Linked DNA regions of Homo sapiens: region 2 is linked to region 1. The links are chromatin contacts, found by Hi-C or POLR2A ChIA-PET in ENCODE. All regions are on one chromosome and are shown on one strand. Each heading gives the region's core, a stretch centred on a gene start or an enhancer-like site at or near the end of the contact. The rest is flanking DNA. Distances are from core to core; before and after follow the strand shown. Region 1 overlaps GAB2 (GRB2 associated binding protein 2). Region 2 overlaps GAB2 (GRB2 associated binding protein 2).

The links. Hi-C counts contacts between places; a loop is a spot of excess contacts on that map. ChIA-PET counts read pairs that join two places held with the same protein, here RNA polymerase II (POLR2A). Pooled maps may share reads with other maps.
Region 2: a loop to region 1 is called in a map of ascending aorta, with 2.4 times the contacts of the local background. The contact joins two enhancer-like sites. A Hi-C loop is called at or near these places in 7 of 168 maps with a recorded cell type or tissue (IMR-90, Right ventricle myocardium inferior, ascending aorta and 4 more) and 6 of 50 pooled maps. POLR2A ChIA-PET finds 5 or more read pairs at or near these places in 6 of 52 experiments (Caco-2, MCF 10A, PC-3 and 2 more).

The regions. Positions count from the first base shown.
Region 1 is chr11:78,267,628-78,270,960 of GRCh38, reverse strand. The region is part of intron 2 of GAB2 (GRB2 associated binding protein 2); the gene reads left to right. Among named protein-coding and RNA genes, the nearest start is that of USP35, 80 kb to the right of the region's middle. Within about 2 kb of position 1,765, at least 11 of the 41 ENCODE cell types and tissues checked have a DNase peak (open chromatin) inside an H3K27ac peak, as active enhancers do; they include ascending aorta and tibial artery, where a contact is called at or near this core.
Region 2 is chr11:78,312,418-78,315,750 of GRCh38, reverse strand. The region is part of intron 1 of GAB2 (GRB2 associated binding protein 2); the gene reads left to right. LOC105369402 (a long non-coding RNA gene) reads right to left here. Exons shown (of 3, transcript XR_950343.4): 2 at 846-942. Among named protein-coding and RNA genes, the nearest start is that of GAB2, 100 kb to the left of the region's middle. Within about 2 kb of position 1,655, at least 10 of the 41 ENCODE cell types and tissues checked have a DNase peak (open chromatin) inside an H3K27ac peak, as active enhancers do; they include ascending aorta and tibial artery, where a contact is called at or near this core.

The sequences.
Region 1 (3,333 bases), core at 516-3,015:
CTGCACTTGAGTCTCAACATTGCTACTCATTTGCCTTATTGATGTTGAATAAATCACTTTCCCTCTTGGAGGTTTTATCATCTGTAAAATGGAGATGATGCTCCTCACAGCGTTGTTGGGAGGTTGCACAGGTAAAGCTTGGAGAATGTACAGGTACACATTGTGAACAGCAGCTGCTCACTTCACTTTTTCCTTGTAGTGGTCGTAGCAATAGTAGTGATGATTTCTATGTCTGTAGGACAAGATGAACAGAATATAATTTAAATATTTGGTGTTTTTACAGAACTTTATAGTCTATACAACACTTACGCAGTCTCATTTAAGCATGAGGAAACAAAGTGAGATAGGTAGGGGCTGATAATATCATTCCTATCGCAAAAGCAAGGAAACTAAGGCTTAAAGGCACTAAGTGATGATGCCAGAAAGCAGAGTGGAAGGGCCCAGAATCCAAGGCTTTTGACTACCGTCTATGGCTGTGTCCTCTGACTCCTCACTTTTCCCAACCCATTGTCACAGAGCTGTTTACCATGGCTGCTTCTAAGTCACAAAACGGACAGCAAGAAGGAAGAGGAGGAGCAAGAGGTTTATAAATCACTGAGAACTGACTATTCTTTTTTTTTTTTTTTTAAGACGGAGTCTCGCTCTGTTGCCCAGGCTGGAGTGCAGTGGCGCGATCTCAGCTCACTGCAACCTCCACCCTCCACCTCCCGGGTTCAGGCGATTCTCCTGCCTCGGCCTCCTGAGTAGCTGGGATTACAGGCGCACACTACCATGCCCGGCTAATTTTTGTATTTTTAGTAGAAACGGGGTTTCACCATGTTGGCCAGGATGATATTGATCTCCTGATCTCGTGATCCACCCGCCTTGGCCTTCCAAAGTGCTCAGTGCTATCTGTACATCGATATTAACCTCTGATGGCTAAACTAGCAAGATAACATGATCCTTCTTAGAGGAACCTACAAGCTACTGTGAGTTACAGCTCAGGCAATTTAGCTCACCAGAGCCCCATTTTGTAACTCTTGGAGATTTTGAAATAAGGCCAAAGCCTCCACTGTATCTTCTCTACTATTTTAGTTTTTTACCTTCTCGAACTCCTTGGCAGGAATTTCACAGTAGTCACATGTCTAATCTTATGGAATAAAGAATTCCCAAAGTTCTGACCAACTCTTCTTTATATCTTCCCCACCTTTTCTCTACTAAAATTTTAGTGAGACTGTCCCCTTTAAATATTTTGTAAATACTTAAACTTCTAGTAATCCTTAAGTTTCCCGAGTAAGTCAACACTCAAATTATTTTAAGTCCTGGGTCCCACCTGGGGTCAAACGATACCCATAGGAATGCTTTTGGGGAAGTCTTCAGCATCCAGTGAGGAATGTTAGTGGGGTCTTCAAATAGCTCTTTCTAGAGAGAATGACTGGTGCCTTAAAAGTCAGGACCTCTTATTCAAGCTGGATTTCTTACAGCAGGGAGAACTGTGGTAGAGCCAAGTAGTCCATTCAGATTCATTCTGATGACCTTGGTCCTTCCCCCACCATGAAAAGAGAGACAGAGAGCCAGGGAGAAGCCTTGCTCAGAGACCTTACTCTTTCTGTCTTCTCATCCCTGGGAGGGCCTTTTCCTCCCTCATTCCCTCCCTGACCTTTTGGGTTTTGTTTTATTAACTGAAATCAGACCAACTCCTCTGGGGAACCCTTGTTGGAAGCCAAAAGCAAATGTGGGCGGTAATATGCATCTTCTCCCCAGGCTGAGACTCCTCTCTCAAGGAAGAAAGAACAGAGTGGAGACTGACCCAGGCTCCAGCCCAGAGGCGGAGGCTGCTGTCTGAATCACCCACCCTTTTTTTCCACTGAGACAATGAGGAAAATAAATATCCAGACCAGTTTCCAGCCAGATCTGAAATTCTAATTCCTTTAAAAAAAAAAGAAAGAAAAAAAGGTTATTTTAAATAACCCTGAAATATCAGGCCTTCCTCCTCCATCTCTTGCTTGTCATTTTTCATTTACAGCTGGTTCTAGTCATCCACAGAACAGGCCGTGAGTTCAGACATGAGCTCCATAAAATCCTCGCAAATGTTTCTGTGTTGTCCTAGAACAAACTCCAACCTTGACCAACTTCAGGGAATTCCAAATCCTCTGAAGGAGGAAAAGGAGACAGGGAGAAACCTGACCCTATTCTCTTCGTTCTAAGTCTTCATCCTTATTTCTGCCTTTTTTTTTTTTTTTTTTAAATACCAGACACTCCCCCTCACCACCCCAGCCAGCCAGCATAGATAGTCTAGTGTTACCTGCCAAAACCCAAAGACTGTTAGACTTGGGAGCATCTCGTCCCAACTCCACAGCGCCAGAAGCTTTGAATGGCTCCCAAACATCTCATAAGATCCCCCCTACTTTTTTGGTTGAGTGCTTCTGCTTATCCCTATTAAAAGAGGATAATAAATGATTGTTGAATTGGTCCCTGACTGGATTCCAAAGCCCAGTCTAACTCTAATATTGGGCTAGAGGTAGAATTAGAACTTTGTATTTAGTGGTAAGGTCACCTTGGACCTCTGAAGATCTTGATTACGATTAAACATCCGGTTATGTGTAGCGCTACGTAGGATTCAGAACTCTACAAAATCAGTAGATACAGTCTTCTCTCTCTAGGATCTGTGCTGGGAAACAGAGTTCTGGTTTTAAATTTCAGCTTTGTTACGATTTATCTCAGTTTCTTCAACAGTAAACTAGGAGTGATTTCCAAACCTTTTTTAAAGCATTGCTTTTTAACCAAATCTCACATGAAACAGAATAATTTATGAAACAATTGAGAGGGAGCCACTTTGAGTATAGCAGAGGAGAGGGTCAAGTGATACAAGCTGCACTCAACTGCCCACCCTTCCTTCTCCCCACTGGTTGCTTGGGAAGGCTGGCACACAATGTGAGGATACTGGTCCGCAGCAGATGTTTCAAAACAGGGACCTGCAGGGCTGCGCTACAGAAATTTTTATCAGTCCATAAAAATATGAAAACATGAGGAAGATACAATCCATGTTCATAAAACTAAATGTAATCAGATTTTAAGACTTCCCTTTATTCAGAGACTCTTTTTTTTTTTTTTTTTTTTTTTTGAGACGGAGTCTCGCTCTATCACCCAGGCTGGAGTGCAGTGGTGCGATGTTGGCTCACTGCAAACTCTGCCTCCCAGGTTCATGCCATTCTTCTGCCTCAGCCTCCCGAGTAGCTGGGACTACAGGTGCCTGCCACTGCACCCGGCTAATTTTTTGTATTTTTAGTAGCGACGGGGTTTCACCATGTTAGCCAGGATGGTCTCGATCTCCTGACCTCGTCATCTACCCGC
Region 2 (3,333 bases), core at 406-2,905, 45 kb before region 1:
ATATTTTCTTCCATTCAGTGGATTGTCTTTTCACTTGGTTGATTGTGTCCTTTGATTCACTAAAGTTTTAATTTTGATGTCCAATTTATCTATTTTTTGTTTTGCTACCTATACCTTTGGTGTCACATCCAAGAAAACATTGTCAAATCCATTGTCATGAAACATTTTTTCTATGTTTTCTTCTGAGAGGTTTATCATTTTCATTCTTATATTTAGGTCTTTGGTCCATTTTGAGTTAATTTTTGTATATGGTATAAGGGTCCAGCTGTTTTTTTACATGTGGATATCCAGTTTTCCCAGCACCATTTGCTGAAAAGTTCTGTTATTTCTTTTGTATTTGTGTGATAGTCCTAGGATGTGTTATAATTACCTTATAGATGAGAAAACAGAAGGTGAAATATTCCTGAGGATCCCCTAAAAGCAGGCTTCTTGCTATCCTTGGCAGTTCAAAGACATTAAAAAGGGGGGAAAGCCATTTTGAAATAATGCGAGAAGAAGAGGGGAATAGACTGAGAGGAAAAGCAAAACAAAATAAAATAAGATTGGGATAGACAGCCAGCCGTGAGCAGAACTTTGAAGTGTGTTTATAATTCACTCAGAGACCTCCTCCCCCCTGCCCTTTTACTCTCCTTCCTTCTCTTACTCTCTCAATTAGCTCCTTCAGTTTGCTGTCTCTTCTGAAACTCTTTGAAAGCTTTTCTACAGTCTGTGTCCAGCCTGTTTTCTGAGCTTTATCTGCTGTCTCCCTCGCTGCCACTGTGAAGCTGTAATGGAGTCATGTTAGTTCTCACTGCTCCCATAGCAAGCCCTGCCTTTACAGACCACGTTCATTTTATTCACTTTACCTTTAATGTGCCATGGTCTTTCTCCAAGGCCTCTTGACGGTGGTGGCACCTCTTCACCTCTGCGTCCCAGTAGCATTGTGGCACAGAGGTGGCTGTTCTGTAAATGTGTCAAAAAGATGACTAAACCGACAGTTTTTGTTCCTTTGCATAACCATTCCACATATGCAATATAGTCTTACCTTCCGGGATTTAAAGTAAGCATGTGACCTGGTCTCTGTCCACCAGTGATTGTAATCTAGCTGGGAGAAAGCAAGGTACTTCTATATACACTTGACACTTTAATATTCTGTATAACATGTTATACTTGTAACCTTCAGTGAATGACAGGGAAGACTTGTTTTATCTCCATTATATTAAGATACTAAAGCACAGCAAAGTTGGAGTTTGGCTGAAATCACATAACTAGCAGAAGATCAAGGTGGGACTTAAACCTAGGGGACTGACTTCAGGCAAGATGCTTAACCACTTAAAGCTACTCAGTTTGTTCATCTACAAAATGAGGATAATAGCGTCTACTTCCTAAGTGGTTGTATTAAAAATTACACCATGTGAGTGAAGAATTTTGGCATGTCATATGGGACGCAGTGCAAGCTGCTATTGTCTGTCTGTCTATATGGTGTTTTTTGTCACTGTTATAACACTTTCAGTGTATTACTTTGGAAAAGAGGCTTGCAAGTACCATCACAACGGTTTCTCCCTGGACTTTTGGAAATATTAATGGCCACTCCTGTTTTACATGCGAGCCCTATGTCAAGCACCTCATGTGATGCCTGCCTGACTCAGGGCTCAGTGAATGGTTCCTTTACTTCCCCTCCTGGCCTTGTGCTTTTATGGGTGAATTGCACAGGACTTGACACTCCCACATCCAGAGGCTAACTAGCTGAATAACCCAGCTAGAACTAGAACTTAGAATTCTGCCATGTTTTTCAGACTGTGTCTTCTTTTCCATTACTCTTTCTGTAGTCTTTCATGTGCTCTCTTCACATTTTTTTGGTAGGTGGATTTAAGTTGGTAGGATCACTGAGGCATAGTAGAAGCTAATCTGTACTGATACCTTATTTTCAATTTGTAGAGGCCCCAGGGCACTTGTGTGATAAATGGTGCTATGTAAATTAAAATGCAAGTAAGGGTCTCTTCAGTGTTTCTTAAATTAAGTTTATTATATGTGGTAATTTGCACCTAGAGGCTTTTGTTGTTATTTGTTGTAGTGACTATGGCAGTAATGAGCCTGCTCCCAGAAAAGCTTGGCACATGCCCCATAGACAGTTTATTTGCATTTGGCTGGACTCCATGGTGTACCCTGAACAAATGAATCAGCCTATTGGAGGGGTGGAGAAACTGAATCATAGGGAGGCTGTGGGTCTTGCACATGATCCCTGGTGATCCTGAGGTGGGGCAATACCAGAGTTCTATGTCCTGTTCCTAGCTGGATTATTCCTTAGCCTCAGGATTTGGGAGCATCAAGCACCTTGCAGTTCACCCTTAAAAGCACAAAGCCAGGAGGGGAAGTAAAGGAACCATTCATTGAACCCTGAGTCAGGCATCATATGAGGTGCTTGACATGTAAAACAGGAGTGGCCATTAATATTCTCAACAGTCTAGGATTCGGATTCAGTCTTTGCTTTATTGTGGTAGGTAACGCTGTTTATCTGGCAGCTGCATTGATCCAAACCATGTGAAGAACTGAAAAAAAAAGTGCTGGGAAAAAAAAAGCTTTAGAGTGATCCCAAAGAATACACTAAGGCTTATACACATCAGATTCTCGTGACAACCTTATGAACAGAGCAAGTGACACCTTCTTCATGAATCTTAGCCCAAGGAACTTGCCTGAGATGTGGTGATCACACAATAAATAGCAGACCAAGGACTGATAGATCACCACCCAGAGATTCTCTAAGAATTAACATGAAACAGTATATCATGTTTTATATTACACACACACACAAACACATATTTTTTAGTTCCCGTTTCTGCCACCCTTGATGGGAGTTGAGGACACTAGATCTGAGAAGTTTCAGTACTTTTCTGAGACACGTGGGGCAGGTCTTGGTGAGCAAAAAGAGCCCAGAGGACAGAGTCATAAGTCCTTGCTTTGTCGATTTATAACTTTATATCTACAATTAAGTTACTTAACCACTTCACCCTCCCAGTTTCTTCATCTTTAAAATTGGATAATAGGCCAGGCGCAGTGGCTCACGCCTGTAATTCCAGCACTTTGGGAGGCTGAGGCAGTTGGATCGCCTGAGGTCAGGAGTTCATGACCAGTCTGGCCAACATGGTGAAACCCTGTCTCTACTAAAACTACAAAAAAAATTAGCGGGGCATGGTGGTGGGCACCTGTAATCCCAGCTACTCGGGAGGCTGAGGCAGGGGAATTGCTTGAAACAGCGAGGTGGAGGTTGCACTGAGCTGAGATCGTGCCACTGCACTCCAGCCTGGGCGACAGAGCGAGACTCCGTCTCAAAAAATAAATAAAATAAAATGGGAT